Regions from separate parts of the Homo sapiens genome. Here region 1 is linked to region 2. A link is a loop called in an ENCODE intact Hi-C map of the cell type or tissue named here. Cell type or tissue: heart right ventricle. All regions are shown on one strand.

What was found. Peaks named below come from ENCODE experiments on the same cell type or tissue, not always from the same donor. Only the 100,000 strongest peaks of a DNase experiment are listed, where the experiment ranks them.
Region 1: it touches region 2 in a loop (3-fold over the local background); 4 of 110 quality-filtered maps call a loop at or near these places.

The regions. Positions count from the first base shown.
Region 1 is chr6:141,458,808-141,466,807 of GRCh38, forward strand. No RefSeq gene overlaps it. Among named protein-coding and RNA genes, the nearest start is that of GJE1, 670 kb to the right of the region's middle. RefSeq lists an enhancer at 1,109-1,991. In heart right ventricle, no CTCF peak of the experiment used is centred here; no DNase peak of the experiment used is centred here; H3K4me3 peaks cover 784 bases; H3K27ac peaks cover 4,328 bases.
Region 2 is chr6:141,404,030-141,412,029 of GRCh38, forward strand. LOC105378029 (a long non-coding RNA gene) reads left to right here. Exons shown (of 3, transcript XR_943077.3): 2 at 1-245. Among named protein-coding and RNA genes, the nearest start is that of MIR4465, 720 kb to the left of the region's middle. In heart right ventricle, no CTCF peak of the experiment used is centred here; no DNase peak of the experiment used is centred here; H3K4me3 peaks cover 3,422 bases; H3K27ac peaks cover 5,173 bases.

The DNA.
Region 1 (8,000 bases), 55 kb after region 2:
TACTCCCCCCATATTTGGACCTCTCACAACACAAACTACTATTCCTGTGACCGGTCCTTTATCTATCTCTCGGCAAAGACCCACTGGAATTCCCCTAGGTAATATTTCACCTTCTCGATGTTCCTTTACTCTTCATCTCCAAAGCCCAACTACACACATCACTGAAACAATGGGAGCCTTCCAGCTCCATATTACGGACAAGCCCTCTATCGATACTGACAAACGCAAAAACATTAGCAGTAATTATTGTTCAGGAAGACACTTACCCTGTATTTCACTCCATCCTTGGCTACCTTCCCCTTGCGAGTCAGACTCTCCTCCCAGGCCCTCTTCTTGTTTACTTATACCCAGCCCCGAAATAACAGTGAAAGGTTGCTCATAGATACTCAATGTTTTCTCATACACCATGAAAATCGAACCTCCTCCTCTACGCAGTTACCCCATCAGTCCCCATTACAACCTCTGACAGCTGCCGCCCTAGCTGGATCCCTAGGAGTCTGGATACAAGACACCCCTTTCAGCACTCCTTCTCACCTTTTTACTTTACATCTCCAGTTTTGCCTCACACAAGGTCTCTTCTTCCTCTGTGGATCCTCTACCTACATGTGTCTACCTGCTAATTGGACAGGCACATGCACACTAGTTTTCCTTACCCCCAAAATTCAATTTGCAAATGGGACCGAAGAGCTCCCTGTTCCCCTCATGACACCGACATGACAAAAAACAGTTATTCCACTAATTCCCTTGCTGGTGGGTTTAGGACTTTCTGCCTCCACTATTGCTCTCGGTACTGGAATAGCAGGCATTTCAACCTCTGTCACGACCTTCCGTAGCCTGACTAATGACTTCTCTGCTAGCATCACAGACATATCACAAACTTTATCAGTCCTCCAGGCCCAAGTTGACTCTTTAGCTGCAGTTGTCCTCCAAAACCACCGAGGCCTTGACTTACTCACTGCTGAAAAAGGAGGACTCTGTATATTCTTAAATGAAGAGTGTTGTTGTTTTTACCTAAATCAATCTGGCCTGGTGTATGACAACATAAAAAAACTCAAGGATAGAGCCCAAAAACTTGCCAACCAAGCAAGTAATTACGCTGAATCCCCTTGGGCACTCTCTAATTGGATGTCCTGGGTCCTCCCAATTCTTAGTCCTTTAATACCCATTTTTCTCCTTCTATTATCCGGACCTTGTATCTTCCGTTTAGTTTCTCAATTCATTCAAAACCGTATCCAGGCCATCACCAATCATTCTATATGTCAAACGTTTCTTCTAACATCCCCACAATATCACCCCTTACCACAAGATCTCCCTTCAGCTTAATCTCTCCCACTCTAGGTTCCCACGCCGCCCCTAATCCGCTTGAAGCAGCCCTGAGAAACATCGCCCATTATCTCTCCATACCATCCCCCAAAATTTTCGCTGTCCCAGCGCTTTACAACTATTTCGTTTTATTTTTCTTATTAATATAAGAAGACAGGAATGTCAGGCCTCTGAGCCCAAGCTAAGCCATTATATCCCCTGTGACCTGCACATACACATTCAGATGGCCGGTTCCTGCCTTAACTGATGACATTCCACCACAAAAGAAGTGAAAATGGCCTGTTCCTGCCTTAATTGATGACATTGTCTTGTGAAATTCCTTCTCCTGGCTCAAAGGCTCCCCCACTGAGTACCTTGTGATCCCCACTCCTGCCCACCGGAGAACAACCACCCTTTTTCCTTTGCCTACCCAAAGCCTATAAAACGGCCCCACCCCTATCTCCCTTGGCTGACTATCTTTTCGGACTCAGCCTGCCTGCACCCAGGTGATTAAAAGCTTTATTGCTCACACAAAGCCTGTTTGGTGGTCTCTTCACATGGAAGCGCATGAAACTGGCTCTAGCATCAAGTCCCGCTTCCTACCTCAGAATGTTACTTTTAAATTCAACAAATATATCATTGTTATTTTTTTAAAGTTAACATTAGGGAAACTGGGTGAATGGAATATGAAAACTATCTTTGCAAGTTTTCACTAAATCTATAATTATTCCAGATAAAATTTGTTTTGAAAATGACACACAAATATGGATTTTTCTTGCTGTATCATCTTTACACATATATACATAAAATATTTTTTGTATTTACCAATTGTCATGGTGTAAATATCAGAGGAGTGGTGCATACATATTTGTAGACTTACACATGGGTATATATTTCCTGCTGACCTGAGTTTACAAATTTTTTAGCAAAAAATAATCTATATAAATTAACAATTGATTTTTAGGCAAATTTAAAAAGTAAAAAGCTAAATTTAAAATTGTTTCTTTGGCATGATTAGAAACAATTCATATATTTTCATATATTTTCTATCTTGATTAGCCCCCTTTCAATAAAGTAAATGTTTAGAGTCTGAATCACAGGGAGGTATGATTGTTTTTTATCAGGCCTCATATGTTTATCCTAAAAAATCTCAAGTGCTTTTGAAGGGAACACCTGGAGCTAGAGGAAGAACATTAGCACAACATCAGCTAGCAAGATCATAGCTGACCCATATGGTGTTGACTTGTGTCACATACTCTTCCATAAGGCTCACATATACTAACTCATTTCACCTACATAAGAACCATATGAAGTAGTTGCTATTATTATAATCTCTGTTACTGATGAGAAAATCGAATAATAAAAATTTGCCCAACTTCGCATAGCTAACAAGAGGTGGATCTAGGATTTAAAGCAAGCCAGTCTGGCTCTCAAATTACTCCCCAGTTTGGGAGTTTGGCAATATTTATAACCTAAGAAACAGCTCAAATTTGACATGTGGACAATTATAGGAGCTACTGATATTTTTTAATGGATTGCAATATGGAAGGACACAATTGCTTTCCTTTACTTGCTACTTCAGTATTATGTTTGCATATTGAAACATGGTCCTATTGAGGTTGCTCTTTTAAAAGAGGAAGAACTTTAGCTTGCATGAATTAAATAATTAGTTCAGCAATAAAACCCTATTAATATACTTTAAAATATTAAATAGATGATGGATTTATGGAGGATTAATCAGCAAGAATTTGAGTCTGATGTCCTTAGGTGACTTAAGCAATAGGGATTTTGCCTAAGTCAGAAGTACAGGAGCAGCGTTTGACAATACCCTTTAACATTAACTAAACATGTAGGATTGTTAAATTTGAAAATAGTGACACAGGACAAAAGTGTCTCCTCTGAAGTACCTCATCAATTATGGCAAGGTAATACTCAAACATTCTCCAAAACAATTCAGAAGGGAGGTACTGTTATTATATTCCTATTTTTCTTCAAAATAATGAAAAACATAAAATTAATCCTGGGATACAAAAGGCTATGAAAAATTACACTTACAATATTATAGGAATAAACAACAGTAAAATAGGTAACTATCTTAATTTCTGCCAAGCAAGTCTGGCATCTTAATAGTTAAATTTGCCTCCCCTGACAACTTCAATGGAGAGTTTTAAAATATAATTACAGGGTAAGTGAATATTTTTCAAATTCATTAATTTGAGAAATGTATTCAAGCAAATATCTTTTCTGATAATGCACTTCTTATAAAGAGCCCAAACAGAATTCCCTTGAACCTGGGTAGGGTAAGGCTATTACAAACACCACACCTGTATTAGTCTGTTTTCACACTGGTGATAAAGACATACCCAAGACTGGGGAATTTACATAAGAGGTTTAATGGACTTATGGTTCCACATGGCTAGGGAGGCCTCACAATCATGGTGGAAGGTGAAAAGCACTTCTTACATGGCAGTGGCAAGAGAGAGCTTATGCAGGGAAATTCCCGTTTTTAAAACCATCAGATCTTGTGAGACTCATTCATGATCATCATGAGAACAGCACAGGAAAGAGCCACCCCCATAATTCAATCACTTCCCACCAGGTTCCTTCCATGACACATGGGAATTGTGGGAGTTACAATTCAAAATGAGATTTGGGTGGGGACACAGCCAAACCATATCAACAACCTTTCCCAAAATTATCTTGGCAGTTAGTGATCATTTACTCTTACACATGATGTAGTAACATCAGCTTGTCAAGTTTCATAAGAAAACCTATTGAGAGGTTGACTTAAATTCCATTTAACTTATAGCTAATTTGGTGGGAAAATTGCTGTCTTTATAATATTGTCTACTTTATATAAAAATCATAATTTTTATCCATGTATTTATGACTTCTTTAATAATCTTCAGTAATGTTTAATCATTTTCTTAATATAGGGTTGAAAACATTTTGGTATATTCATTTCCATAAACGTTGTGCATTATATTGAGAAGTATACGACTTCTGTTTCAATTTTTTAAATTTAAAATTGTGTTATATGGAAACAATATTGAATATTTCATCTTTTAACTTTGTTTAACTTATTATTTCTAGAAGTTTTTTTTTTTTTTTTTTTTTTTAAGTAGACTTACTATGTGGATAATGAAAGCCATAGTCACCGGCAACGGTTTCTGCCTTCTTTCTTGTGAGAAGAGCCTCAACATATTCCTTAATTCCAAACTCACAGCCTGGCTCCAAATGACTATCTAATACAGAACAATTATTTTTGTCATTGCTCTGCAGAATCCAGGCTTTCAGCCATATCTGCCTGTTCCCAAACTTGGAATTCAGAAGACAAGGCGCTCAGCATGACTCACTGATATATGTTTCACTGCCAGTTAGTGTCAACGGACTATCTTGTGTTCGAACAAGAACATGATATTCTTAATATCTTAAATTTATATGTCTTATAATTGTTTTATGTGTTTTATGAAAACGAAGTTTAATGCATGAGTTTAGAAAACTAAAATGAGCAGAAATGCCCATGAAACTTATCAATTATCATTCGATAATAATCAAATCTTCACAAAGTTCTAAAATCTTTATTAGAATAGGCTAAATTTAACATCATCCCGCAGTGGAAAGAGCTCTGGAATAGGAGACAGATTAATATGTTACTTTAGGAACTGTAGTCTCTGCCTTAGCTAACATTTTTGTGGTTTTTCAGTTTCTCATGTGTAAAATGAAAGTAGAAATGGTCTTACAGGCTCTTCTAGTTATTACACATTTTATTTAAATGCTCTAAACACAAAATATCTGAATATTCTTATTTTAATGGTCCTTCAATTGAATGTCTAAAAAAACAAATTCACTTGACTGGCAGGAAAAGCTTGATTTAGGTGACATTGTTGGAAATGTGTCCTTTCTACCTCTGTAAGTACTGAGGTTTACACTGGTTCTATAGGTCATTAAGTGCTGGCATCTAATAAACTATCTGAAAATAAGAGCTGAATTATTTACTGTTGATTTTATAAATATAATAGAATGAGTCCTTGAAATATATAGACTAGGTGTATATATTTGTGTTGTTATTATTGAAAACATTTATACAACAAGATTCAGGGAGGGCTTCAAGGGTGATTCCTGTTAATCTAAAATAAATAATAACATGATCAGCCTCTGAAAATTAATATTAGTTAATTAGAAACCTGAAAAGATTCATGCACAATGGCCATTATATAGCACTTTATATTTAACTGGATATATAGAATTTCGATTGAGTTTGAAATTATAAAAAAGAAATCACTTTTGAAATTTAGAAATCAAAATCCAATGTTAGTAATTAGTTAAAATTATCAACAATTTCTTGAGCCAACATGCTTGGGGAATTGCAAGAAAATGCAAAGGAGAAGAAATATCCCTTACCAAAGTCAAAGATTAGGAAAATGAAAGACACAGTTATTTTATTTTTGTCTTTTTGTAATTTACACCTCTAACATTAGATTGAAAAGCTGCATTACAGACACCTGCTTCAGTAGAGTCATTGTTTCCATGGTGCCACTTTCCATCACCTATTTTTAATAGTTTACACAACAAGATCAAGGGTGTCCCAGCTGTTACTGCCACTGTTGCTTAGCAACCTTTAAATCAGAGTTCAAGAAGACAAAGAATCATGCTTGAAAAATTTCTCAACTGTCTGTTTTATGCACCCACGCCCCTGCTTTCTTCATTTTGCACCATTTTTCACTGTTTATACTCGGATGCTCTGGTTTTTTTCCATTAATTCAATATTCTATATATGAATTCACAACTCCGAGTGCTACTGGAATCAACTAAATATTTTTGTTGATTTTCAAAAGGTAATATATATGTTCAACTACAGGCTACCTCCAATAGAAAATAAACAGATTTAAAATATTTACTTTATTTTATTCATCAGAATGGGAGGTTGTTTCAGGTCTTCATTATCTGCTGCCAGACTATAACATTGCTGTGCCTGAGAGTCTGGTGAAATGACACACAGATCAATGGCCAGAGATTCACTGCCTGCAGAGAATTACAATACCCCCTTGTGCATTCTGAAATCTAAATATTATCATCCACAAAGGACAGAGAAGTCAAAAATCTGTAAGAAAACAGAGAAGTTAGCGAACTTTGAACTTGGAATACCTGACTGAGACAGGTTGATATCAATTAATAAAAACAGAAAATATTTTCTAATATTTCTGTAAACAATGAGAGTTTTTTTCCTCAATAGTAATTGTTCAGAAACCAATGGCCCATCTGTCTAATTAATAGATTAGTAAGCACAAATCAACAATGTGGAACGTACATAAAAATAGAAAAAAATCTTAATTTTGCATTTGATATCTGTAATAAGATAGGAACTCTCAAATCATAACCAAATATTCCTGAATAATCCATATAATAAGAGGAATATAATGATAGGATTCATGGCTGGAGATTTTATTAACCTGTATATGTGTGAGCAACTGTTTACCATACATCTCTCACAGAGTTGATCCAGGTGGGTTTTACCCCTTTGGTTAGAATGAACGTTCTGTTCCATAACATACATGCCCAATGACATGGTCCACACTGACCCAATTATTTAAACTCTTGGATTTTCCTTTGACCCTCTATTAAATAAACACAAACCTATCATATTATTATTTTTTAATTTTCAGGTTTGATCATTACATTATTATTTTCTGGCCCTTTTCTAAATTCTGCTAAATCCTTAGGTATCTGTTTGTTGTTTGCTGTTGTTTCCAAATCACTAAACCTCATTAAATTTATTTAAATTACATACTTTTTGTCCTTCTGATTTCTTTGTTATGTCTCACTTCTGTTATCTTTTGATTCTTATTTTCTCCTGCAAATATAAATACATGTAACTGTTTAATCATTAATTCACTATTTTTGGTCATTTCTTACTGAAAGCTAAGTATGCAATGACAACGGATTTGAGTTAGATACCTGAAAAAGTAACCAGTATGTTGTCCAGGATAAAAGAAGTGCTCCTATGGGTTATGGAGAATACAAAGTACAAGGTCCCTAATAACTGTGTAAATTGTAAAGTGTTTAAATTTACCTGAGACATATAAGATCCTTAGGTAGAAACTGAAGTTTAATCTGTGCTGATATGGCTATTAAGTACTGATGCAGGATTTTTCTCAGCTCCTTCACTGGACTCGTGGCAAGGTTGCCCCGTTCACTTGGTCCACTGTGCTCAGCCCCTTGTGGGAGAGAGTACATGAGCAAGTGAGTGTGGGATCCAGCAAACATAGAAGCAAGTTCTGTGTAGGGCCCACAGTCAGACTAGGCATGTTGCCTTAAGGGGAATGCAGTGGCACCCAGGTGAGGATGCCAATGACCCCAAAGAGACTGGAGAGGTTGTTACAGTGCTCATTTACTTTCCCTGTCCACAGTCCAACAGACGGCAGTATGTTAGCAGCTCTGTTGGCCCCTTGTCTCATCCCATGGGGCAGCTGCCCTCCACTGACAAAGGCAAAGGGTCAGTGTGATAGCCCTATCTGGGTACCCACACTCAGGGGCCCCAAGCTCTTGTCCTGTGTCCAAGAAGGGTAAGGTTATGTGGATCATTAAGCCACATGGATGAAGGCAGATAAATTTATTGAGTGATGAAAATGGCTCTCAGTGGAGAGGGGAGCTGGAGAAACAGGTGAAGGGCAGGTCATCTTCCCCAAAGTTAGGCT
Region 2 (8,000 bases):
GTTCAAAGCAAGGTCAGGCTTGATTAGTACATGATGTTCTTCTGTGGTTTTTTCTGGCTCCAGTCATCCTTGGAGTGTGGAGAGATTTAGCCTTTAAAAATCAAAATGCCACAGAAACTGCTATACCCAAAACTTTGGTTCACAACCTTCATTGGATTGCCTATCAGGTCAAAAGAAGTTTAGCCATGTGAACGTGTTCATAAGCCTGTGAGTTTGTATTGGTATCTCATGGCTAGAGTTCCAAGGTAAAAGTTATTGGATCTTTGTTTGCATGTATGTATATATGTTTAGATGTGTTTACATGTATGTATATTATTTCATATGTTGTGTCTACCAAATTGGCTTATAAATAAAAGAGCACTCCTAAATTAAGTCCAAGCAATTTTCAAGTTCATGCGACTTAAGTAAATCTTTAATAAACAAGTTGACTTTAAAAGTACTGGTAAAATAAAAATTTAAATGTCATTGGAATTGTCAGTATATATTTTTAACTTGGTTTTATATTTGTGTCTGCTAGATATTTTGAGGTGTCAGAGTTTGGCACAGATGATTATAAATCTATAAACCCAGCCAATACAAAAATAATCTTTGTTTCTGTGATTTTTTTTATAAATAGACTAATTTAATGTTGTTGGTTTAATGAATACAGCTTCATCTTCTGAGTTATTAGTGAAAATACCCATGTATTTAACTTTAAAATTCTTACTAAGATGGACACTTACAATTCACAGGTTACAAAATAGTTAACAAGGAAATGACTAGTTTGGTCTAATATCTTAGTTCTCATAAATAATCTAGATAACCTGTTTAAAAAATGAAAGAATTGAGTACATGTAAATGAAACAACTTATAGGTTTACTTTTTGTATAATTTTAAATTTAAAATTATTTTTGATGTTCATTAGGTGTCTGGGTCATTTCTAATTAATAAAAGGTCATGATATTGGGAAATATGCTTCTAAAAATTGTGGAATGTTCTCATCTATAAAATACTAACATCTGATAACTCAAGACTTCTTGCTTACTAGGTTTTCACTAAAATTTAAAGCTACTAACAATAAGATTTCTAGTTAGTGTATAATTCTGTATAAAAAATATGCCAAAAATATGTGTTCTTATTAACAAAAATAATAATTTTGTCTAATTCAGCAGTTATCTAAAGGTTGATTCAAATTATGGACTATGGTAAATTTTTGTCCTAAAATAAAATAATTGGTTATTTTAAAAATTAGGACAAAACAGAAAGTCCAAGCATGTCCAATTTAGTTTTTTTTCCCTGTTTCTCTGTGTCTATCTTCATGCACATACAGAGAAAATAGAAAATTGAAAAAATTTATGTAATAAAATACTCTTGAAAATCCAATAAAAAATTAGAGAAATTTGGCTAATTAATATTGCTCATAGTTAAAGCTATTAGCATTCATGAAGTTAAAATAAAAAATATTATACAAATTACATTTGAAATTTGGCAATCATTTTTTAATATAGTTAAGCATAGAGCCAGATTTAGCATGGAGCCAAATTTCACATAGATGTTTGCATTGCTTTGTTTCACACCGTATCTGCTATTCTGCATGTACTAAAGTACTTACCATTCACATGTCTGAAATATGTTTCTTAATTGCATGAAGTGTATAGTGGTGTTAGTGGACTTACAGACATTAACTTGCATATCAATAAAAAAAAAATCCATCCTGTGTTTTTTTTTTTTAGGCCCTAGGTAACACTAGCCTCCAAGGTAAACTGAGTAGGTGAAAAATTGGGAGTTGATTTACTGTTTATTTGTTTTTGCTTCTAATCTTAATTTATTTGATGTTTGTCCTCCTTTGGATTTTACTTATATATACACATATAAAACCATCTATGTTTTTTAGTTTCTAATGGAAGGCTTATATTTGGTTCTATGATTAGTCATTTCATTTCCTATGCATTTCCAACAATTCATCATTTGCTCTATTTACCTAAAATACCTAAGCTACCTTGCTCAAGCCATTTAAAATCGGATTGACTTTGCTTATCTCTTATATAGAGAGCTGTTAAGTTTCCTGGCATAAAAATAAAGGATTTATAAGTTCTGAACAGAAATAGTTCATTATATATTTTTTATTTAGAAAACTAGGTAACAGTAGAAATGTTTAAGTGGTGTTTATTTCCATGGTAACTCAATTCTATCAATAATTTGGGTTGGCTTAAGATCTTTTCCTTCAAATCATGAAGGAAAACTTTGATGTGGGTACTAAGTTTTAATATTCAGGAAAGATTGTCCTTGTCATTATCGAAATTATATTGATTGGGATTGCTTTCAAACTACTTTAGTTGTGCCTACCATTGTTAAAATTAAGTGACATTCACTTGGATTAAGTAGCAGTTTAAAAAAACATGTTCTAGTGATTTTTGAACCTAAGCTTTTATCAAATATGAGAATATTCTATTGATGTTTGGACCCAAGTCTTCTATCACTGTTGGGTTTTCATATGTGTACTTGAAAACACATGTTGCGCTGGTTTAAAGATTCTAGTGGTAAAAGTTACCTAATCAGCCATCAGTACTATATGTGAAAACCAATCTTGGAAATGTGTGACAATACACTTTTAAAATAGCTGAACAGGAATTATTGTGTGTTTGTTCTTACTTTGCCCTTGTTTTGTTGTGTACTACTGAAGTGAAAGGAGATTATTCGTCCTCATACTGAACTTCCAAAGCTGATATTTGCATTTGCCATTTTTTTATGGAGAGAAGTTAATGATCTTACTTTGATAAGTTTGCCAAAGGACTTATCCCATTTTTATGCTTTTGGTATAGTTCTGTAACTAGAATGCTAGCAATTAGATATATGCAAGAAGTAACCTAACCACTTTAATATAATAGCTTGAAGTGCTGCAACTGGACACCAAATGACAGTATTTTAATTTGTGACATTGTTGGAGAGAATGATAGGAATTTCTGCAGTAAAAATGTCCTATTTACTAATCCTTATGCTGTTAAGTTGCAAGGCTTTGACTCCTAGGTTTGAAAAAGGCATCAACTCCTGATAAATCTTGAACAGTGATGCCAATCAAAGCCTTGTCTTTAGACGTGGGAGAAGATGATAATAAAAATGAACTGCTTTCATGAGACACAAAGCCAGAAATGAAAACTATTCAATCCTTCTAGGCTCAGGAACTATTGTAGAAGAGGTGGGTGCATGAGAATGTAAGGGCCAATTTTGAGGGACAAAATTAGTTCAGAATAATATACCAAGTGCACTGATTTAAGGCCAGCACCTAGACCCATGTGGCAGAATAAGAACATTTTCTTAGAGCATTGATTTTCTCTGCAATAGAAAATTACAAAAATATGAAAGGTTAAGGAGATCTTACTTTATGGTCAAATTACTTTAAAATGTGAGGTGGTGTTTACTTTTCTTTGGATTATACTTAAATAAATGTATTTTTAATGTTTGTCTCAGTATTGTATGTGATTCCTGAAATTCTCATATGTATTAATACATGTTGTAATTATTATGATTATTATGTTAAATTTTTGTATGCCACAGAAATAACCAAATTTCCTTGTCAATTGTGTTTGTCCTAAGACTTTTGTCATCCACAATTCTTTGGCTTTGATTCTTCTCAAAAAGCAACTTATAAGCAGCTATAGTCCAAGACTTGCTTCTTTGGGGGAGTTCATGAAAAGGACTTCTGAATGTGGGTTTCTGATAACTTTGGAGATTGTGCCATTGGACTAAAGAGAAAACTTCCAGGACTTGATTTAAAAGGCCAATGTGTTTATAAAGATTGATAACCCAATATGAACAGAGCAGGAGTTGATTGTGTGGACTGAACTAATGGAGGAAAGAAATAATTTTTATAGCTTTTTTGAAACATTGCTGAGTCTGTTTTGTTTTTCAGAGCCTGGAGGAAATGTTCTTTTGAGTTATTTATAGCCTTTAACAACTGAGGAGAGTACACTCTTTTTAGAAGAATTTTAGGCATATTTCTCTCTTCCTGATTTATCCAGAATTCAGAAACTATTTGTGAATATTCTGAATTCATGGAACTGCAGTTGTTTGCATAAGTTCAATAAAAATCTGTTTTCTTTTATAACAAGACAAAGTTGGAGGAAATGGTTATTTTCCCTAGGCTTTGACTGAAATGGCATGTTTTCAGATATAAGCAGACTGTTTGGAGAAATTGATACTAACTTTATACAGCCAATGAGAACCCCTTAGGACTGGCCTGGCACTTCGTCTACACAGTTCCTTTGCAGGGTTCCTTGTCTGTGGTTAGTGGAGAGCATCACTTTCTGACAGGGCCAAGGAATCTCAAGTTGCTGAGGCCTGAAGAAAAGAGTTCACCCAATTCATACAGGTATCTGCAGGTGCAGATGGATCCTTGCCTGTGCTGAAGATGCCTGTGGAGGTCAAGTCTGATCCTTGGTTCCAGCAAAGCCAATTTAGGAGAGCCTATTTGGACAATGGAGAGCCTATTACTGAACTTTTTGTGGGTAATCAGGCCAAGTACAGTGGGACTGAAGCTTATTTTGCAAGTAGACTGCAAAATAGATCTATCTTTGGTGGAAGTGGGGAACTGGAGAGAGAGAGAGATTATGTTTTAGAAGAAAATTATAGTATAAGATTAACCTCTGATTTGCTTATTGCCCATATTCACCCGTGATGTGTAGAGTTGTCCACACTGCCCCTCCCCAGCTTGAGGCAGACAGAAATATTGATGACCAGATTCTCCATGATTCAGGAATTGATAAATAGAAAGGGGGGCACTGAAACCAGCTCAATTGTCCCATGGTACTAATGTTTATGGTCTCCTTTGAATAAACATAAAAATCAATCCCCAGTCTTGAAACATAAGAAAGTTAAATTTGTCTTATCTGAGTTCCTTTCTCAGGAAACCAACTATCGGTCCTCTCAGATAGTATCAAAGAACTAAAATTTACTAGATCACCACACCTGGACAATAAGATGCAGACCTGTCATCCATCATGACTACCTAATCTAACTACCTGCATCCTGTTGACCAAACTCTCTTCTTTACTCCTCCCTAATTCCTGTTCTCCAACACATGGATTCATTTCTTCTCTGCCATGTAAACCCCCAATTTCAGTTAGTTGTGGAAATGGATTTCAGACTAATCTCCCATCTCCTTGGCTGCAGCACCAGATTAAAGCTGTTGTCTCCAGCAATACTTGTCTCAGTGATTGGCTTTCTGTGTGGTGAGCAGCAGGACTTAGACCAAACCCCTGGTGTTTCAGTAACATTGTTACCTTCAATGTTAGTCAATACATCTTAAACATGGAAAGATCACACAATAAATGACAAAACTAGCATTAAATCAAACTCTTTTGGATTCCACAGACAGTGTATATTCATTCCATAACTTTATACTGCTTGTTAATTATTCAAACCACCTTAATCAGAAATTTCCAGTTTCCAAAAATTGTATTATACTCAGGTTGGCCCTAGGTTTATGAATCGTTTGCTTGTTTGTGTATGTCCTTAGGGTAGCCTTCAGTCCTTTTGTAGAGCCCTAATATGACTAACCCACCAAGAATCCATGCCATCTTGATTCTAATTAGTTTAGTGAACATTTAGGTTCTCCAAAAGCAAATTCTTTGTATAAGGAGATAAAGGAGTGAGCAAAAGTTTCCTCTGTTTGGAGATTGCAGGCAGTGTGGCACCCAAGTAATGAAAATAATAGTTAACAAAAAGTATAGGTACAAAATCAAACCAAAACATCACACAGAAAAACTAATATTGCCTTGACTCTCATAGTTCCAGCTAGACTTTTGAAAGAATAGTATCACTTCATAGCAACTAAAACACTAGCTTTAAAAAATTAAAAGTAACCACTAGGGGCTGAGTACCCTGGCTCACGCCTGTAATCCCAGCATGTGCTTATAATCCTAGCTACTCAGGAGACTGAGGCAGAAATAGTGCCTAAGCCTGGGTTTTCAAGGCCGTGGTAAGCAATGATTGTGCCACTGCACTCCAGCCCGGAGCCAGAATGAGACCCCATTTCTTCAAAAAAAATGAAATAAAAAAATTAATTCAATCAATCAATAAAAATGATCTCCAACAGGATCAAGGTAGATGATAATGAGAAATAAGAAAAATCCACTTACCCTTTTAATTGAAAAAATGCTCAGCATTACTGTATCTAGTTTTTCTTTTTAAATTAATTGGTAGAAAATGTAGTCAGAGGCTCTAAACATATTCTGCAGGGAGCAAAACAATAATCTATATGAAGATTTTTATTGAGATATTATATACATTTAATAAAAGGTACACATCATAAATAATGTATACTATGTTTTCACAAGTGTATACACCTGTATATGCACCCTATAAACCAAGATATATCACTTTTCCTTAGCCACAGGAAGTTTCCTAGTCCCCCTTCCCCAGAAATTTCCACCATTATCAGGAGAGACTACAGGTTTTGTATCTCCCATCATAAATTAGTTTTGCCTGTCCTTGACTATAATATATAGACAGTGAAACTTTAATGTACCTGTCGGGAGCATCAGTATCATGCCCCATTTTATACCAGATAAATATTCATTGTTTATCAAAACATATCTATCCTTGTTACTGAAACACCAGGGGTTCAGTGTAAGTCCGCCTGCTCCTGCACAGAAAACCAATCACTGACACAAGGAAGAAGGCTTTAATCAGGTGCTGCAGCCAAGTAAATGGGAGATCTGTCTCAAATCCATCTCCCTGATTAACTAAAACTAGGGGTTTATATAGCAGAGAAGAAATATAATAATGTGTAAGAAAGCAGAGACTAGGGAGGAACCAGGAAGCAATCATGATGAAAAATGGGTCCGACATCTCATTGTCTAGATGCAGTTATCTGATGAGTTTCAGTTTTTTGATACTTCTTTTGAGAGGCCTGAAAATCTTTCCCTGAGGAAGGAACTCAGATAAAACAAATATAATTTTCAAGCTTTAAGATCAGAATGGTCAGTTTCTGTTTATTGAAAAATAACTATCTATAGGACTATTGGGTTGGGATCATACATCTTCATGTATATGGACATTTAATTTTTCTCTGCTTTGGCATTATGAATGAGGAATCTATAAACATTTTTGTATGTGTCTTTTTGTAGATATCACCTTTTGTTTTTCTTCATTAAGTAAGTAGCTATAGAATTTCTAGGTCATTTGATAAGTGTATGTTTGATGTTATAAAAAAATCTTTGAAACAGTTTTCTATACTCATAAATTTTACAGTGATTTGTTAAAAATATTCAATTGGTTTGCATTCTTTCTAACACACTCTCAATCTTTAGCTTTGGCCCTTCTAGAAAATGTGAAATGCTTTTTCACTGGTTTCCCTGAAGTTTAACGGTGTTGAGCACCTTTTCATGTGTTCATTAACCACTGAATTATGTTGCTTTGTGAAGTGTTTTTTCATGTCTTTTTTCCCCCTTTTTGATTGGATTGTTTTATTTTATTATTAGGTTGTAGGAAGCATTCAGATATTCTGGGTATACAAATGCTCTGTCAGTTATATATATATGTGTATATATATATATATAGAGAGAGAGAGAGAGAGATACGTACATATCTGTCAGAGTATATATAGAAATATAAAATACATATGACAGAATATATATAGAATATATATGACAGAATATATATAGAATATATATATAGAATATATATAGAAATATAAAAATATATATGTGAATATCCAGATATTTATATATAGAGAGATTATGTATATATGACAGTATTTATATATATGCACCTGACATATATATCTGTTTTCTACCCAACAGACATATATATATCTCACAGAAAATGTTCATTTTACATATAGATATAAAATATCTGACACATATGTTTTATATATATAATGGACATTTTCTTATATATGATATATATATTCTTATATATACTTTATATATAAAATATTTGACATGTAATATCTGACAGATATATATATACATGTATACACACACACACACACACACACACACACATATAATGAAAATTTT